2 separate regions of the Homo sapiens genome follow, and region 1 is linked to region 2. A link is an interaction called in ENCODE POLR2A ChIA-PET data of the cell type or tissue named here. Cell type or tissue: OCI-LY7. All regions are shown on one strand. Each heading gives the region's core, and the rest is flanking DNA. Links, peaks and the distances in the headings are about the cores only.

Region 1 (9,682 bases), core at 491-8,490, 140 kb before region 2:
ACTACTTACGAGCCATGTGACCCTGGGAAAAGTCCTTTACCTCTCTGAGTTTTAATGTCCTCCTTGAAAAATGTGGATGATACTAAAGTATGACAAGTATTTATAAAGAGTAATTCATTCCAAGTGCAGTATATGTACATTCCTCACAACTGCCTAATGAGGTACCATCAGTGCCTCCGGCCAAAGACCACGAAGAGCATACCCTTGAATGAACAAGTTGGCTTTATTGTTCATTGCAATGATGGAGAAAAGTCACCATGGGGAATCATGCAGCAGTTCAGTAAGAGATTGTTGGAACCAAAGAAGTAGAACTAGGAGAACACATATATTAAGAGAATGACTGAAAGGAATTAATTTGTGCAACTGTGGGGGTGGACTAGGCAAGTCTAAGACCCACTGGGAGGTGGTCATCAGGAAAGGCAGGTTGAAATTCTTAGCACTGGCTGACGTGCTGTCCACAGTGGAATTTCCGTTTCCTCAGAGAAGCCTCAGCTCTGCTCTTAAGACTTTTCAACTGCTTAGACTAAGCTCACCCAATTTATCTCAGATAAATTCTTACTTAAAGTTAACTGATTATGAACTTTAATGACATCTACAAAATATCTTCACAGCAACACCTAGATTATTAGTGTGTGAATAACTGGGGACCACAGTCCAGTCAACACATAAAATTGACCATTAATCAATTGTAAGATTTGTGCTTGTGTTAGGTAATTTTGAGGAGGAGTTAAGAAAGAGGGACTTCATTTTTAACTGGATTCTGACAGAAAGCAGGGAGTGGGGATGGCAATGCTATGATTGGGTAGCTTCATAAATACTACCTAGAGGGACGGAAGACTATCCTGAGGCTACGGCTGTGATTGGTAAAGAAGCAGCAATCACTCTTTCGAGAGATGTGCCTGGTTATTTTTGTAGTTTGGACAATATTCATGTTTTGTCTGGGTGCAGACGTGATGACTGAGTGGCCTTATTTTCTGTCTCAATCCATCGCACTCACAGAGTACCTGTCTGATTCTGATGTTCTATGAAATTGATTATCTTCAACAGGAGAATCAAAACCAGCTGTGCACACCAGGCTAGCTCCTAGCAACCCCAAGGCCTTGTTAATTGCATCCAGGCAGCCCCCAGGTATCAGGACACTTTTTATTTTACCTTTTTTTAGTCTCTGCCATTGGGAGGCAAGACAACATGCTGAGAATCTCAGAAGGCCATTCAACAAGGACAGAGTGATTCTAAATGAAACCTCCATTACTAACTTGTTGTTTCTATAACATACAGAAAATAGATTCATCTGAAAAAAGGTAAGTTTCCCTGTGATTACTACATTTTAGCTCATTCCCTAGTCCCTTGCAATATCTGAAATCTTAATGTGGTTGGATAACAAATATGAAAAGATCCAGTAGTTTAAGAAAAGTAAACCTATTTTCTAAGTTAAAGCAATTCTCCTTATTCTACTCTCAATATTTGACTTGACATTCTTAAATTAAAAAAAAAAAATTACTGGCCGGGCGCGGTGGCTCACATCTGTAATCTCAGGACTTTGGGAGGCTGAGGCAGGCAGATCACGAGGTCAGGAGATCGAGACCATCCTGGCTCACACGGTGAAACCCCATCTCTACTAAAAATACAAAAAATTAGCTGGGCGCGGTGGCGGGCGCCTGTAGTCCCAGCTACTCGGGAGGCTGGGGCAGGAGAATGGCGTGAACCCAGGAGGCAGAGCTTGCAGTGAGCCGAGATAGCACCACTGCAGTCCGGCCTGGGCCAAAGAGTGAGACTCCGTCTTAAAATAAATAAATAAATAAAATAAAATAAAATAAATTATTAGAGTAATTGAGCCAGCCAAAGCTTTTTTAATGTAATCAATGTCCCTAAATTTCCTTTAAATATATTCAAGCAGCTCCGAAACACAGAGCATAAAGATTACTAGAAGCAAAACAAAAAACTGTGTAAAAGATCGGTTACTGTAGGCAGCACCGCATGACAGTCTAACCCCTTTAATTGCCCTGGTCAAAAACACCTGGAGCTTTTGAGAACTTACCCAACTGGATTTATACAAGTAGAAAAGGCAAAGGTATTGCTTGGCTACCACCAGCAGAGATCCCTAGGAAGGTGGGGTCAAGTCAAAATTTGGGGAATACCATATACACTATGGAAGCAAAAAGAAAAATAGCTAACCCACATACAGAAGCCAGAGAAAGGGGAGGGAATGGGGACTGCCAGGGAGGAAAATCACTTCAGGGAAGAATTCCTGGAGAATGTAACCCAGAAAACCCTGAAGGATGCCATATTATTGATGACCTTACCTATCCAAGCGGCTGCTCAGAAATTCCCGCCCCTCTTGACACTAGCAGACATGCACACATGACAGAAGATTCAGATTTAGTATCTTCCCTTTATTTATAGAAAATTTCCTCAAGACCATGCTGTGTGGAGGATGTGTCAGAACCAGAGGATGTCCCTGTCTTCTTCCAGGGCTCTTAATATAAACTCTGCAACTGGCAAACAATATGTCACCATAGGGGATTTTTCTGATTGGCCAAAACCTGACCTGGCAGGGTTTGGTTTGGGTGTCTTCAGATTTGCTTGTCTCGAGGTCCTCACAATTGCTCTACAGCTCAGAGCAGCAACTGCTGAGGCTGCCTTGGGAAGAAGATGATCCTAAACAAAGCTCTGCTGCTGGGGGCCCTCGCCCTGACTGCCGTGATGAGCCCCTGTGGAGGTGAAGACATTGTGGGTGAGTACATGAGTGAGGAATGTTCTCTGGAGCTGAAAAACAGTAAATTAAAGGAAAAGAGAGAGTGTAATTTGCTAAGAAATAGTAGAAATTTCCCAAGGGTCTTTTCAATATTAAGAAATTTTAAAATTATGGCAGTTCCTCCTTTAGGAAACCAGAGCTCCAACCGACTCTCTTTGCTACCTGTGCTATTGGAGTTTACCAAGGACGTTGTTCTGTTTATATTATATCCAGAGACTATAGCCTGGAGGTCTGTGTGGCATTCCATCATGATTGCCTCAAAGACTAGGGATGTTTCCATGAATGGAGTATTTTTTTGTTATTAAAAATTTCTGAACTGTTACTCCCAAATTTCTCTGAACAACTTTTGAAGCTTTTCATATGCCTCCTATAGCATATGTTGGGGTAGATAGTTCCATGAAGTATGTACACTCTATAGATATAAAGAAAGAGGTTCTTTTCTTTCTCTCAGACTTACATTTCCACATGGGAATTGGCACAGGTGGGGAGTAGGTGAAAGAGCCCAGCAGGCTGAATGCCTTCAACAATCATTTTACCACGTGGTAAATGTGGTACTTACTCTCTGCTACCTCATATATGTCACCTCGCTTATGATCAAATAAAATGGGCATGTAGATATGCTTTATGAATAGTAAAAACATGAATGTCAACTTTTTTTAACTTATTCCTATTACAGGTATAACTTCGTATTTTTTCTTTAGCAAAGTAAGGAATATATTTTAAAACTGAGAACTTTATGATAAAATGCTTGGTAAATTAAATTATTTTATTCTCAAATTGTCAACCCAAATTACTAGTTCTTCACCTTATCTAATGAAGTCTTATAAAGAGAAAAATGGGCAGGCACAGATAATTATTTGGTCCCTTAGTCCCCTCTGCCTTTGTCGTCCATCTCTTCCCACCTCTCTTCATGCATCCCTTTCTCCCTCTTCCCTTTCAGGATCCATCTCTGACTCCCTGCTCCTTTACAGACATGGGCAGTGGGTTTGTAAAACAAAAGTTGGAAAGTCAAATAGTTAAAAGGGGAAGTGAACTGGAAGCTACTCTAAACTTTCACAACCTTATTAACCATGGCTGCTCCCATTCTGATTTTGTTTGGCAGTGGAAGTTTCACCTGCTTCTCCAGAGCACTTGGCTTTTTTGTTTCAAATTTCCTTTCTTCAACCTCACACCAGAGTGCCCCGGTCAGGCTCGACTTATCCATTAGGAACAGTGTGGGCAGTGAAGGGGACCCTCCAAACTGTAAAGCTACAAGAGAACGTTTTAACTCCTTTTAAAATTAGAAGAAAAATGAAGTTTTACAGTCTATGAAAATGTTTTAACTTTTTTTTTTTTTTTTGACGGAGTCTCGCTCTGTCGCCCAGGCTGGAGTGCAGTGGCACGATCTCGGCTCACTGCAAGCTCCGCCTCCCAGGTTCACGCCATTCTCCTGCCTCAGCCTCCCGAGTAGCTGGGACTACAGGCGCCCGCCACTGTGCACGGCTAATTTTTTGTATTTTTAGTAGAGACGGGGTTTCACCGTGTTAGCCAGGATGGTCTCGATCTCCTGACCTCATGATCCGCCCGTCTCAACCTCCCAAAGTGCTGGGATTACAGGCGTGATCCACCGCGCCCGGCCTTAACTTTTAATGTAGCCTGGATTGTATTTGTCTTTATACCAATACAATCAGAAGCTGTAATTTTCCGTATTTTTATGGAGGAAGGCGCCCACAAAAGCAACAGTGCTCGGGGCTCACAAGTCAGAATTCAGCCCTGGGCATCCCTGATCCTGGGCTTTGCGTGGTTCTGCTACCTGGGTGCCTGTCAGTCTTCCCCAAAATCTATGTAATTGTCAAAAATTGCAATTGTCATTCAATACACATGTTTGAGCACACAATGAGCTAACTTTTGGGAATTCAAAGATAAAAAATCATGCTGTCTGCCTTGCAGAGGGTGCACAAACCAGTGATGGAAACAGTATGGGGCACAGGAAAGCAGAAGGCCCTGCTGAGCAGGACACTGGCCCAGCAGAGGCTGAAACTATAAAAATGACTTGGTTCCAGCTGGGCCAGTAGAGTGATGTCCTCCAGCAACACTTAGCACCCAGGACAAGTACCAGATGAAAAGAAGGATTGCATGTATTCCACATATATTCATGTTTGAACAAGGAGTCAAAGTTTATTGTAAGGATAAGGAGTCTTTGTTGGTGGCCTGTTAAGTAACCAACCAGGGCAGTCATGCTGGGTAGGGAAGAAGGTGAGCTGGAGGAGGAAAAGACAAACTTGGAGAGCCAGACATTGAGATTCCATTGAGGCGTTGGAGGTCACAACGCGGTCAAAAACATGTTGAGAGGACTTAGCTGCAAAGTTGTTAACTAAGTAGAAACCTCAAGGATGAATTTTAGGATTTCTCCAGGAAATCCTAAAAGATAACTTCTTTCAGGGAGAAAAAACAGACCCTTGCAAAGACATGAAAGGAAATGTAGTTTGGTTTGATTGGCAGATAGTTGTGAAGAATGTCGGACTGTAAGGCTGTCGATATCCTCCTCACAGAATTCCCCAAAGTACATTGTATTTGCTCCCTTACCGACCTGATTCTCCCACTATTCAGTTCATTCCTTGATGCTGTTTTAAGCAACCCCTGCTCTGTCTGACACTTTTGGATGCTCAGTAAATGAGGAAGGAAGGAAGGAAAGATAAAATGGTAAAGGGCTCACACATGTCTTAACAAAAATGTCCAGTTCGGCTCATTTGGCTATACTTCATGGCTGCTGCTCTGCCCTGGCATCCTCGGATAAGCTCGCTGCCCATTAGAGGAAAAAGGGTTTAATTTACCTGAGTCCTCGAGTGAATGTAATTGTTGAATCAGAACACTATAGATATTTAGTAACCTCCTTCAGAGGAAAAAAAAAAGTGGGGGCAATGACAGAAATTAAAAAACCAGTTGAGCTTCCACTTTTCATTTCAGAAGAAATCAGGTGCTCTCCTCTAAGGACCACTACTATTAACAAAACAGAGACCTTAGAAGAATTGTTTATTTGTTATAAATGTATAATGTTGCTATTCTTGTAATAGTCTTTCTTGTACCCTATAATTGTTAGAAGAAATTATTTTAAGTTAATACGTTCCTACATGCTTTTCTTTGGTTTAAAAAAAAAAAAAAAGGAAACTCTGTGTAGAAAGTGTCCTGTTCTGATCTAGTCCTGACAGGAAACGAAGTATAATCAACTTGTTATTAACTGAGAGAGAAAACTTAGGAAGCAGAGGGAAATAAACTGAATCTCTGAGTAAGAAAACTAAATCCTATGATAACTCATTCATTCCTTCCTTTGTTTATTGCAATATTCATCATAAGCTTATGATGCGCCAGGCACTAAGTAGGCACTCAGGAAATAACAGACGTGTGACGTTCTGCCTTTGTGGAGCATATGTTATAGTGAGAAAGACAGAATCAGTTCTAACCTGATGACTACCAACGTTAGGCAAGGAGGAAGCAGGTGTTAGGAAGATTGTTCAGGGACTGTGCCAAAGATGAAGCCCATAATATTTGAAAGTGAGTTTCTTCAATCACTTTCTGTATTAAGGTTCTTTCTCCCTGTGTTCCACCCTCCTGCTTGTCACCTTCACTCGTCAGCTGACCATGTTGCCTCCTATGGTGTGAACTTCTACCAGTCTCACGGTCCCTCTGGCCAGTACACCCATGAATTTGATGGAGACGAGGAGTTCTATGTGGACCTGGAGACGAAAGAGACTGTCTGGCAGTTGCCTATGTTTAGCAAATTTATAAGTTTTGACCCGCAGAGTGCACTGAGAAATATGGCTGTGGGAAAACACACCTTGGAATTCATGATGAGACAGTCCAACTCTACCGCTGCCACCAATGGTACGTGTCCACCATTCCGCCTCTCTTTACTGAAACTAATCTTTCATACCAAGTTTTACTCCCTTCTTCTCAAGAGATTTCCAGATCTTCTCATGGTAATTGCTGAAATTTTATCATCTCCCATCTCTAAAATCACATATTCCCATGTAATACAAGGGTCTTTCCATTATGTATTAATTCCTACTTTATTAAACATGCCCACAGAGAGAAGGGCACAGGAATAAAGCAGAGGCAATGTGTCGTTGCTCCCAAGCAGAAGGTAAATAAGACCTCTTTGACTATCAGGTGGTGAAATGCTGGTAGGAGGGCTCTTCCAGGATGTAATGCAGAAGCTCATGGCAGAGCTATTCACACTTCACATCAGTGCTGTTTCCTCACCACAGAGGTTCCTGAGGTCACAGTGTTTTCCAAGTTTCCTGTGACGCTGGGTCAGCCCAACACCCTCATCTGTCTTGTGGACAACATCTTTCCTCCTGTGGTCAACATCACCTGGCTGAGCAATGGGCACTCAGTCACAGAAGGTGTTTCTGAGACCAGCTTCCTCTCCAAGAGTGATCATTCCTTCTTCAAGATCAGTTACCTCACCTTCCTCCCTTCTGCTGATGAGATTTATGACTGCAAGGTGGAGCACTGGGGCCTGGACGAGCCTCTTCTGAAACACTGGGGTAAGGATGAGTTCCACCACTTCATGGGTTTCTAATAATAGACTTCACTCTTCTCCCTAAGCCTGGGGCCTTGAGTCTTGCAGAGCCAGCCCTCCACCCCATCCCATCCCACACACATGCACATGAGCACACTGCACATTCTGACCTCAACAGCTCCACTTTCACAGAGCCTGAGATTCCAGCCCCTATGTCAGAGCTCACAGAGACTTTGGTCTGCGCCCTGGGGTTGTCTGTGGGCCTCATGGGCATTGTGGTGGGCACTGTCTTCATCATCCAAGGCCTGCGTTCAGTTGGTGCTTCCAGACACCAAGGGCTCTTATGAATCCCATCCTGAAAAGGAAGGTAAGATTGAGATTTGTTGGAGCTGAAACCTCAGTATGAGAGGGAGGAAAGTGGGAGGGGGTTGTGGACATGAATGTGGTTGAAAGTTGTAGGCGAATTGGGAAGTGGCATGATGATCACACAGGAGGCCCCTCAGACCCATCGATCTCATGTCTGTCCTGTTGCAGGTGCATCACCATCTACAGGAGAAGAAGAATGGACTTGCTAAATGACCTAGCACTATTCTCTGGCCTGATTTATCATATCCCTTTTCTCCTCCAAATGTTTCTTCTCTCACCTCTTCTCTGGGACTTAAGGTGCTATATTCCCTCAGAGCTCACAAATGCCTTTCAATTCTTTCCCTGACCTCCTTTCCTGAATTTTTTTATTTTCTCAAATGTTACCTACTAAGGGATGCCTGGGTAAGCCACTCAGCTACCTAATTCCTCAATGACCTTTATCTAAAATCTCCATGGAAGCAATAAATTCCCTTTTGATGCCTCTATTGAATTTTTCCCATCTTTCATCTCAGGGCTGACTGAGAGCATAACTTAGAATGGGCGACTCTTATGTTTTAGGCCAATTTCATATCATTCCCCAGATCATATTTCAAGTCCAGTAACACAGGAGCAACCAAGTACAGTGTATCCTGATAATTTGTTGATTTCTTAACTGGTGTTAATATTTCTTTCTTCCTTTTGTTCCTACCCTTGGCCACTGCCAGCCACCCCTCAATTCAGGTACCAACGAACCCTCTGCCCTTGGCTCAGAATGGTTATAGCAGAAATACAAAAAAAAAAAAAAAGTCTGTACTAATTTCAATATGGCTCTTAAAAGGAATGACAGAGAAATAGGATACAAGAATTTTGAATCTCAAAAGTTATCAAAAGTAAAAAATTTTGTTACCAAAAGTCAAACTGCATTCTCAAAACTTTAAATTTGTGAAGAATGACAACAGTAGAAGCTTTCCTCTCCCCTTCTCACCTTGAGGAGATAAAAATTCTCTAGGCAGGAAAAGAAATGGAAGCCAGTTAGAAAAACATTGAAATAAGGCCAGGCACGGTGGCTCACACCTATAATCCCAACACTTTGGGAGGCCAAAGTGGGCAGATCACTTGTGGTCAGGACTTCGAGACCAGCCTGGCCAACGTGGTTACACCCTGTCTCTACTAAAAATACAAAAATTAGCTGGGCATGGTGCTGGGCACCTGTAATCCCAGCTACTCAGGAGGCTGAAGCAGGAAAATCGCTTGAACCTGGGAGGTGGAGGTTGCAATAAGATTGTGCCACTGCACTCCAGCCTGGGCAACAGAATGAAACTCCATCTCAAAAATAAATAAATACATATAAATAAATTTTTTAAAAAAGAAAAATATTAAAATAAGGCAATAATATAAGGGGGTATCTGAAAAGGAACAAATGCTTGTTCCTTACTTAGGGTTAGTGACAATGGAAAACAGATAGAAGTAGAAGCTACAGACCCATTTAGGGGCCCCAGCCCCCTGCTCCTCCCCCTTCCTGGCTAAGGAAAGCATGAGCCTATGAGAGAGAAATCCTAGGAAGAACAAGACAGTTGAGACAATGTAGCAGCAGTAGTGGGTGCTGTGTCCTACACTGGATTCGTGGTCTCCTAATAGAAAATCTCTCAGAGGAAATGGGTCCACAGGGACCTGAGAGCTCTAAACAGCTATGAAATCTGCCAGGATATTTCTGTCCATGCTATCTGCATCAGTGAGTTTAAAATGTAATAGGAGAAAAAAAAGAGACAAAACATTAACATAATAATTGATACAGCATAGTTTTGTACAAAGAAACCTAAATCCAAATACTTGACTCAGTATTTTGAAGCTAGTATTTTAAACTTTACTGGGTAAAGTATCTGATTGACATTTCTGAACCTTATTTTTCTCATCCACAATGTGGGAGTGATAATATTTTCCTTGCAGAGTTATTGACAGAATTTGAATAATCTTGGTATATAGACAGTGCCTTACACGTAGTATATAAATATATAAGAAAACACTGCAGTTATGTTTATAATGGATTTATTAAAAAGAATGGATCATATTATATGAAAAGT
Region 2 (10,516 bases), core at 1,202-9,201:
ATATAAAAAGAATTATATACAATGACCACGTGAGAGTTATCCCAGGGATGCAAAGCTGGTTGGATATTCACAATTAATTAATGTAATCCATCATATTATAGGCTGAAGAGGAAAATTTACTTGTTCATATCAATTGATGAAGAAAAAGTATTTAACCCACTTTAACACCCATTCATTATTTTTTTTTAATCTCAGAAATATAGGAGTAGAGGAGATCTTTCTTTACTTGATAAAGATCGTCTACAAAAATCCTATGGTGAACATACTTGATTCTGAAAGACTGAATAGTTTCTACCTAAAATCAGGAACAAGGCAAGAATGTCCACTCTCACCACTCTTATTCACAGTGTTGGAAGTTCTAGACAGTGCAATAGGCATGAAAAAGGAGATTAAAGGCATACAGATTGTGAAGTAAGAAATAAACAGCTCCCATTTGTAAGTGACATGATTGTCTATGTAGAAAATCACAAGGAAGCTACAGAAAAACTTCTAGATATGTGATTTCAGCAAATTAACAGAATACAGGATAAACCAGTATCAATTGTATTTCTACATACTCACAATGAACAAATGATACATATATATATATTTTTTTTTTTTCTTTTTTTTTTTTTTTTTTTGAGACGGAGTCTCACTCTGTCGCCCAGGCTGGAGTGCAGTGGCACGATCTCGGCTCACCACAAGCTCCGCCTCCGGGGTTCACGCCATTCTCCTGCCTCCGGAGTAGCTGGGACTACAGACGCCTACCACCATGCCCGGCTAATTTTTTGTATTTTTAGTAGAGACGGGGTTTCACCGTGTTAGCCAGGATGGTCTCGATCTCCTGACCTTGTGATCCGCCCACCTTGGCCTCCCAAAGTGCTGGGATTACAGGCGTGAGCCACCGCGCCTGGCCCAAAAATATAAATATATTATTTACAATTACTCAAATACATGAAACACTTATGTGTAAATCTAACAAAACATGCAAGACTTGCAAGCTAAAAACTATGTAATGCTGGTGAACGATATCAAAGAAGATCTATTCAGTCTCTATCTATGTGGAGAGAAATACTGTTCATGGATTGGAAGATTCAATATAGTAAATATGTCAATTCTCCCCAAACCAATATACAAGTTTAACACAATTCCAATCAAAATCTTTGCAAGATTTGTTAATTATAGGTAGGATTACTCTAAAATTTACATGGAAAGGCAAAGGGACTAGAATATCTAAAATATTCTTTTTTCATATTATTATATTTTATTGTAGTATGTGTAGTGTATACTAACTTAAAGGGAAAAAATGTAAACAAAATGAAAGACATGGGGAAAATGGCATCTTGCTTTAATCTTCAACTTAAAGTTACCCTTAACAATTCATTTATACCATTATGCCAAATTGTAGTCATCCCTGCAGAATTTTAGACAAATGAAAATGGACAAGGTAACACCAAAGAGATTAAGCACAGAAAGTGATATTGATTAAAAAGTTGAAAGTAAAATCTACCTTGGCTGGAACTGAACATTCAGATCCATCTCTAGAGGAAAATCTAACATGAATCATATGGTTCCTATTTTGACTAGTTCATAGCATATCAATTAGCAACTTATGACTTGAAAATACTTTTTCTCAGCTGCATTTGACTACCTAAAATCCTACCGAGCACGCTGTTTGGCATGTCTTACTCCTCTGAAATCATCATCTACTTTCTAAAAACCAGAAAATTAGTTTGCTTGTGATTTAAAATTCAAAAAAGTTTGTAGAAAACACAAAAAGAATCAACTATTTAAAGTCTCATCCTTTTCTTCTCTCTAAAACAGCTACTTCTACTAAAAGAAGAGTATGTGGATACTTTCTAAGAACTCAAAAACGAGAAAACCAAAATCAGAGGGTGCATGAATATATGTGCACAGGTATGTACAGATTTAATCTCTATATTCCCTAAAACATATTTAAACAGGTAATCCCAGCATTCTAAATTCAGAAAGCAAAAATAAACAGTTTTGTTTCTAAATCAGTGGTATTACTAGCTGAAATGTTTAGTAGAATACTGCACCTATAGTTCAGCAGTACTTTGATTATGTACCATTTAAGAAATCAAAATAATAAGCACATTCTTCTAACAGCAAAGAATTGTCCCACTTTTTATTTTGACATATTGATATTTCCATAAACTTGCAAGTGGAAAATAAGCTGTTCAATAAAAGCCTTCTTACATATATAATATACAGAAATTATTTTAGAAGTCTGTTCATATAACAGATTATTTTGGCACTAACAAAAATTGTATACAATCCATCAGTTGTATGGCTAGAAATGAAACCATCACTAAACCAAGACACACAGGGCTTTCCTGCACTTAGTTTCAGGAAAAAGTTCCAAGTAATTCTTACTGTGTTAGAAGAATAAAGTACATTTGTCATAGTATACATTATCATATTCCCTTAAAGCAGGGACTAAAGTTTTTAAATTAAACAATGTCCAGGCTTACTTCTGTCTGTACATTCAGGAATAATCATATCACTGGTTACATACAATTCTCTCCTCATGCAAAAAAAAAAAAAAAAAACCTCAAAAAAAAAAAACCTGTTGTTTTCTTAAGTCTAATTAAGCCAAACAAACTATTAATAGCAATTTAATTAGCAAGCTATAAATCAGAGAGGTATAAAAATTCAGCAGTTAAACTGTATTTCCCACCTATAGTACTGCTGCTACTCAATCATTTTCTTCATGTATTAGAAGAATTAATAGGCATTGATGGTCAAAATAAGAATTTCAATATTGCAGCAAATGACAGAAGAGTGAGCGAAAGAGTTCCTAATGTGTGACAGTCTTAATGATTCTTTAAAAGGTAAAGGATTGTATGCATGTGTGTGGAAAGGAGTAGGAAATAAAAGTAGGAGGTTAAGACAGGTATTTAAAGGGAATGCCAAGATAGCTGCATTAGAATCTTTATTTTTTAAAAAACTGAAGTCTGCCCAGAGTACCAAAAACATTAAAAAAAAAGAGCAGACATTGGTGCAAGTTTAACCTGTGAGAAAAAAGCTAGTTTTGATGAGAAAAAGTTCAGTCTTTTCCTTGTAAATACAAAGAAATGCAACAGGAATTTTAAAGGTAGTAGGCCAGAAAATGTAACAGTAACTCTTACAATCCTTTTCTTTTTTTTTTTTTTTTTTTTTTTTTTTTTTTTTTTTTGAGACGGAGTCTCGCTCTGTCGCCCAGGCTGGAGTGCAGTGGCACAATCTCGGCTCACTGCAAGCTCCGCCTCCCGGGTTCACGCCATTCTCCCTCCTCAGCCTCCCGAGTAGCTGGAACTACAGGCGCCCGCCACCATGCCTGGCTAGTTTTTTGTATTTTTTTTAGTAGAGACGGGGTTTCACCGTGGTAGTCAGGATGGTCTCGATCTCCTGACCTCGTGATCCACCTGCCTCGGCCTCCCAAAGTGCTGGGATTACAGGCGTGAGCCACCGCGCGAGGTCACAATCCTTTTCAATTAAACAGACAAATCAAGTTGAAGACAAGTGTTAAAATACTATTCAGCCTGAATATTTATCAGCATACATATCCTGTTGTTCAACTGGCTTTTGGTTAAAAAAAAAAAAGTCAACAAACTTTATAAGAGCTATCACCACATTTAGAGTGATGAAAATAAATTAGTTCCCCCCCAAAGATATTGTTTAACCTCTAAAGCATGAAAAGCTATATAATATACAAATTAACCAGTATTTTTACAAAAGTAATACAGTTTTGGACTGATGATATTACACCGTATTTGTGGTAAAGTACTAGGCACAAGAATATATATATCAATTAGGCATTTTCAGTCTAATCAGTCTTTAAGGTTTTCATTTAATTCTTGGCAATATATAATAACTGGTATGCACTTTGGTACTTAAGTCATGACTTGTGGAGAACGAGAAGCAATGTATTATAGCAACGGGGTTCATATCTAACAAACAATAAGAGTGTTGAACAAATCCCTTCTATGAACTTCGTGATTTATTTTGCTGTTGGTCACTTGCAGTAGATCCTTGATTTGATTCTTCCGTATTCATGCTTTCTCCATGTGCAGTCTCTAACATTTCTTCAACTTTGTCATCATCGTGTAGGTCTTTTGAAATTAATTGTCTAGCTAGTTTGATATTGAGTCCTTCATTGTAGTGAAGCGTCCTTCTCATTTCAAATTGTCGCTTTTTTTCTCGTTCTTCAGGTGAGAGGTCACTATCCTCCTCTCCACTGCTTTCTTGTTCCTGAACCTGATACTTTGGCTCCAAGCCTTCAGCAGCAGCTAAGTTCTTAGCCAAGCTATCTGTTGCCATAGCTTCAGTGGTTTCTGTATCACTACATGCATCTTCATCATCACCCATCGTACTATGGTAAGGAGTGCTTGGTTCATCTATTTTCATTAAACCATAGTCTTTGTCTGCTGGACGATATGTCGCCAGGATGTTCATTTCATCCCACTTCTGGGATTTTTTGCTCAGCTGCTCGTGGACACTCCCACGGGGATGTTCGGCCGACGCCACCATAGAGGAAGTCGTAGAGGTGTTGTCCTTCAGGATCCCCTTGAGGGGCCGTTGCGAGGCCGTGGAGGCCGCCATTGCCGGGTGCTCCGCCTGTCGGCTCAGGGTCGCTGCTTGGCGTGGGGTCCGCGAACAGAAGGGTCGGCACTAGCAGAGACCAGCAGGCAGACGCGGAGCCCGCTCAAGGCTAAAGCGGCCGCACCTGCTGCCTCGGAAAGGGGTACCGGAGCGGTTGTCAAGACACAATGACCCCGACGCCAGACTCAAGCGGGGAAAAGCGGGCCTAGAGCTCCAGGGCGGGAGCGACGCCGACGCCTAAAACATTCTTGAAAAAGAAGAATAAAGTGAGTTGAAAATCAGTCTGCCCTATTTCAAGTATTGTTTTATAGCTACAGTAATCAAGACTGTGTGTTACTAGCAGAGGAATGGACACACAAATCAGTGGAACAAAATAGAGAACGTAGAAAAAGACCCACACAATCTGCCCAAATGATTTTTGAAAGAGGTGCAAAAGGAAGTCAGTGGAAGAAAAATAGCCTTTTTCACAAATAGTGAATTGAACAATGGTGAAATGGAACAATTGGGCATCCATAGGCAAGATAATAAAATAAAAATGAAACTTGACCTAAGTCTCACGCCTTATGCAAAATTTAATTCCAACTGGATTGGATTGCTTGAGTCCAGGAGTTCAAGACCAGCCTGGGTAAGATAGCAAGACCCTGTCTATACACAAAAATGAAAAATAATGTTGGTGTGGTGGCTCCTGCCTGTAGTCCCAGCTACTTGGGATGCTGAGGCAGAAGGATTGCTTGAGCCCAGGAGTTCGAGGCTGTCATAAGCTGTGACACACCACTGTACTCTAGCCTGGGTGACTGAGCAAGACTCTGTTTCAAAAAAAAAAAAAAATGTCAGAGAAATGCAATACCTTAACCTTTACCAGATACAATTAATTAAAATAAATAAACAAAATGGATTATGGAGTAAATGTAAAGCATAAAACTCTTAAATTTTAGAAAAATAGAAAATATTTGAGATATAGGTCTAGGCGAAGAATTCTTAGGCTTGACATTGAGAGCATGATCTATGAAAGGAAAAACTGATAAATTGGATTTCATCAAAATGTAAAACTGTTGCTTTGTGAAGATCTGGTAAGTGGATGAAAAAATGAGCTACACAGTAGGAGAAAATATTTGCAAACTATGCATTGAACAAAGGACTAGTATCTAGAGTATATAAAGAACTCTCAAAACTCAACAAAGAAAACACATTAAAAATCCAATTAGAAAATAGGCAAAAGACTTAAGGTAATATTTCACTAAGGAGGATATAAAAATGGCAAATTAGCACATGAAAAGTTGTTCAACATCATTAGCCATTAGGGAAATGCAAATTAAAACCACAATGAGATAATCGCTCCACACCTATCAGGATGGCTAAAATAAAAATAGTGACAATGGGCTGGGTGCGGTGGCTCACACCTGTAATCCCAGCACTTTGTGAGGCCAAGGTGGGCAGATGACCTGAGGTCGGGAGTTTGAGACCAGCCTGGCCAACATGAAGAAACCCTGTCTCTACTGAAAATACAAAAGTAGCCAGGTGTGGTGGCACATGCTTGTAGTCCCAGCTACTCGGGAGACTGAGGCAGGAGAATCACTTGAACCCGGGAGACAGAGGTTGCGGTGAGCAGAGATCGCACCATTGTACCTAGCCTGGGCAACAAGAGTGAAACTCTTTCTCAAAAAAAAAAAAAAAGGCGACAATGCTAAATGCTGGCAAGGAAGAAGAGATACTGGATCTCTCATAATTTCTGATGGGAATATAAAATGGTACAGCCACTCTGGAAGATGATTTGGCAGTTTCTTAAAAACAAAACAAAACCAACAACAACAACAAAAATCCAACAACTAAGCATACTACTACCATCCTGCCCAGCAACTGTACTCCTGGGTATTTAGCCCCAAGAAATGAAAACTTGCATACACAAATACACAAGCACAGACAATGCCTTCACACAAAACCTTGTATGCAAATGTTTGTCTAACTGCCTACTCATTGTAGCCAAAGATAACCCAGATATCCTTTAACAGGTAAATGGTTAAACCAACTATTGTACACTTATACCATGAAATAATACTCAGCAATAAAAAAGAATGACTGATACACACAACAACCTGGATGAATCTCCAGAGAGTTATACTGAGTGAAAAATGCCAGTCCCAAAAGGTTACATACTGCAGTGAGCTGTGATCACGTCACTTCACTCCAGCCTGAGCAACAGAGCAAGACCCCATCTCTAAAAATAGATAAAGAAACAAAAAAGATGGATTACAGAGTAAATGTGAAGTGTAAAACTATTAAAATTTTAGAAAAATAGGAGAAAATCTTTGAGATGTAGGGCCAGGCAAAGAATTCGTAGGCTTGACATCAAAAGCATAATCCAGGCTGGGCGTGGTGGCTCACGCCTGTAATCCCAGCACTTTGGGAGGCCGAGGCAGGCAGATCATTGAGGTCAGGAGTTCGAGACCAGCTGGCCAACATGGTGAAACCCGTCTCTACTAAAAATACAAAAATTAGCTAAGCAAGACGGCACATGCTTGTAATCCCAGCTACTCGGGAGGCTGACTCATGAACATCACTCGAACCTTGGAGGTGGAGGTTGCAGTGAGCTGAGATGGTGCCACTGCACTCCAGCCTGGGTGACAGAGTGAGACTCTATCTCAAAAAAAATAAATAAATAAATAAAATAAACTTTATTGAAAAGAAAAAAAAAGCACAATCCATTTGTATAACATTTTGTATTAAGAAGCTTGAAATGACAAAAGTACAGAAATAGAGAAAAAATTCATAGTTGCCAGTGGTTAAGGAAGTGATGGGGGTGGGAAGGAGGTGAACCGACCATAAAAGGGCAAGATAAGGGATACTTGGAGTGACAAAAATACTGTCTTGACTGTAATATTGACATTGACACAAATGTCAATATCCTGATTGCAATACTGTACTGAAGTGTTATAAGATGTTACCATCAGGGAAACTGGATTAAAGGGTAAAAGGTTCTGTCTGTATTATTTCTTACAACTGCATGTCACTCTCTAATTACCTCAAAATAAAAAGTTAAATTTAAAAAACATGTATGAGGATGTGCATAGTTTTTCAAAATACATTTAAGAAGTTCATGAGTGGAAAGTTTGAGTGAATAAAAATTATATCTGGAATTCTGGTTTGCAAATTAGCCTGGGAAATGTAGCCTGACTCAGTGTGACTCAGTTCTATACCACTGTTCTCAGCTCTGCTGTTGCTCACTGCTAACGTTGAAGCCAAATATCTCTTGAGTTGCAGGGCAACCAAGATCCCATGATCCAATGTTGCTCTCACTCACCTTGGCCTTTGAGAGAGAACAGGAAAGAAGATGGAGAAGAAGGATTTTCCCTTTGCCCCATTTTCCTCTTTTTGGGCTGAACTGTGTCCCCCTATAAGTTCATAATGTTGAATAAACCCAGTACCTCAGAACGTGAATTTTTTTTGGAGTTAGAGTCTTTAAAAAGATAATTAAGTGAAAATGAGGTTATGAAAGTAGGTCCTAATATAGCTAGTATCCATATAAAAAGAGATTAGGACATACATACACAGGGGGCAGTCCATAGGAAGATGCAGGGAAAAGACAACCATCTGCCAGCCAAGGACAGAGACCTCGGAAGAAACCAACCCTGCTGACACCTTGATCTCACATTTCTAGACTCCAGAGCCAGGCGGCAATAAGTTTATGTTGTTTAAGCCATTCAGTCTGTGGTATTTCTTATGGTAGCCCTAGCAAACTAATACATCCTCCTATATTTGGACATAGGCCTGTCCTTCTTGATTAAAGGAATGTAAAAATAAGACTGTTGTCAAAGTTTTAACAAGACTTTATGAAGGCTTGGGCAAAATTGAAAAGGAAAAGACAATAGAAAATTCTTCCATTCTGATCACAGATATTACAGATGTAAGAGATCACAGGCTCCAGTCATCTAAGGGTTCTCCAACTAGAAATAGACCTGGTATGGCTGATGCTACTAATACCTGCCATGTTCCTTGGGCCTTACCACTGTAGTGCACACTGGCTGGACATTTGCATCATTCCTGAAGGCTTCCTCAAAGCCAAGAAGGGCCACTCTGCCCGACTCACAGCAGACTAGAAGGGCCGAAGAGTTCACGTGTCAGGCAGCAGCCTTCAACCAATGGGAATTGATGTACAATTGCCCAACTCCCTCCTTCCGTGGCTGGGTTAACTCTGAGGCAAGTGCTTTCCCAGAATTTCCCCAGGGGATTAAGTTCCAGTCATTCACCCTTCGTTGGCTGTTTTCCCTTCCCAATCTTTTACTCAGCTGCTACTGAAGTTTCATGCACCTCCAAAATAAATTACTTTCATTCATGTCCCTGTGTCAGGGACTGCTTCTGGAAGAAACCAAACGAATGCACCCCGGGTTAGCTTCTAATTTGCTTCACAGCAGTAAAGGTCAACTTTTCTTTGCATTACCCAAGAGAAAACTTAGCCATTACCTCATCATGGTGCTTGGATCCCTAGAACCCTGTCTCTCATGAAACCCTGATTCCTTCCTTTCCTTGTCAAGATCTTTCCTTACCCAGCATGGATGACAGTCCATTCTATTGAGTACTAAGAAAAGAGAGTTTAGAAACTGTCAGAAATATTTTTATTTCATTCAAATTTGTAATATTCCGTAGACCAGAAACAGCACACTCTTTGATCCCATCCTTGTATGCCCAAAATATCTGAGTTGGAGGAGGCACTGACCCTCTGTCACACAGTTTAACTGGATTACAGAGTGCAAGACCCCAAAACCAGTTCCTGACACTCTTTCTGTCTTCAGCCTGTGGATTCTTATCACTTCCACAGAAGAAAATTGGCTCTAAGATTATCCGGAGTACTTCCCAAATCTATTATTTATGGAACAAGTGCTGACTTCAGATATCTAGTAATCTAAGGTTTTTCATCTCCAAAGACCTTTCTTTCATTTGGCCTCTACTGGGTTTTCTATTTTTTTTATTTATTTATTTATTTATTGAGACAAGGTCTCACTCTGTCACCCAGGCTGGAGTACAGTGACCTGAACATGGCTTGCTGTATCCCTAACCTCCTGTGCCCAAGCAATCCTCCTGCTTCAGCCTCCTGAGTAGCTGAAACCACAAGTGAGCGCCACCATGCCCAGCTAATTTTTTTTTCTTTACTTTTCTTTTTTTTTTTTTTTTTTTTTTTTGTAGAAACTGAGTCTCGTCATGTTGTCCGGGCTGGTCTTGAACTCCTGGGCTCAAGCAATCTTCCTGCCTTAGCCTCCTAAATGGTTAAAGGCATGTGACCATCACACCTGGCCTACCATGGTTTTCAAATGTAAAATTTTAAATGAAAAATCTTAATCTTTTGGTCATTGCTGTTTTGCTGTGGTCTGTCTCCCATGGCATGAGGGGAAATGCGTTATCTGCCTCTGTTGTAGAAAGATGCCTGAGGAAAATAATCCTCAGTTGATGTCTCAGGATTTTTCCTGCCATATACCTGGAATGTGTAAAAGCACAGGAAATATCCTAGTATAACACAAACTACACACAGTTACCTTTGGGACCTAGAATGGAATGGGGAGGAGGGAGAAACAAAGGAGACCTTTTACTCCGTACCCTTCTGTATGGTTTGAACTTGTTGTTTTTTTTTTATAGACGGAGTCTTGCTCTGTAGCCCAGGCTGGAGTGCAGTGGCACAATCTTGGCTCACTGCAAGCTCCGCCTCCTGGGTTCACGCCATTCTCCTGCCTCAGCCTCCCGAGTAGCTGGGACTACAGGCGCCCGCCACCACGCAAGGCTAATTTTTTGTGTTTTTAGTAGAGACGGGGGTTTCACTGTGTTAACCAGGATGGTCTCAATCTCCTGACCTTGTGATCCGCCCGCCTTGGCCTCCCAAAGTGCTGGGATTACAGGTGTGAGCCACTGCACCCGGCCGGTTTGAACCTTTTATAACAAGAGTGAA

Evidence for each region. Peaks named below come from ENCODE experiments on the same cell type or tissue, not always from the same donor. Only the 100,000 strongest peaks of a DNase experiment are listed, where the experiment ranks them.
Region 1: POLR2A ChIA-PET joins it to region 2 with 13 read pairs; 2 of 35 experiments call an interaction of 5 or more read pairs at or near these places.

Annotation. Positions count from the first base shown.
Region 1 is chr6:32,738,792-32,748,473 of GRCh38, forward strand. HLA-DQA2 (major histocompatibility complex, class II, DQ alpha 2) reads left to right here and starts at 2,600. Exons shown (of 5, transcript NM_020056.5): 1 at 2,600-2,734; 2 at 6,368-6,616; 3 at 7,000-7,281; 4 at 7,449-7,623; 5 at 7,791-8,407. The coding sequence starts at 2,653. The coding sequence ends at 7,603. In OCI-LY7, for the core only: no CTCF peak of the experiment used is centred there; no DNase peak of the experiment used is centred there.
Region 2 is chr6:32,875,250-32,885,765 of GRCh38, forward strand. It overlaps the pseudogene PPP1R2P1. Among named protein-coding and RNA genes, the nearest start is that of PSMB9, 26 kb to the left of the region's middle. In OCI-LY7, for the core only: no CTCF peak of the experiment used is centred there; no DNase peak of the experiment used is centred there.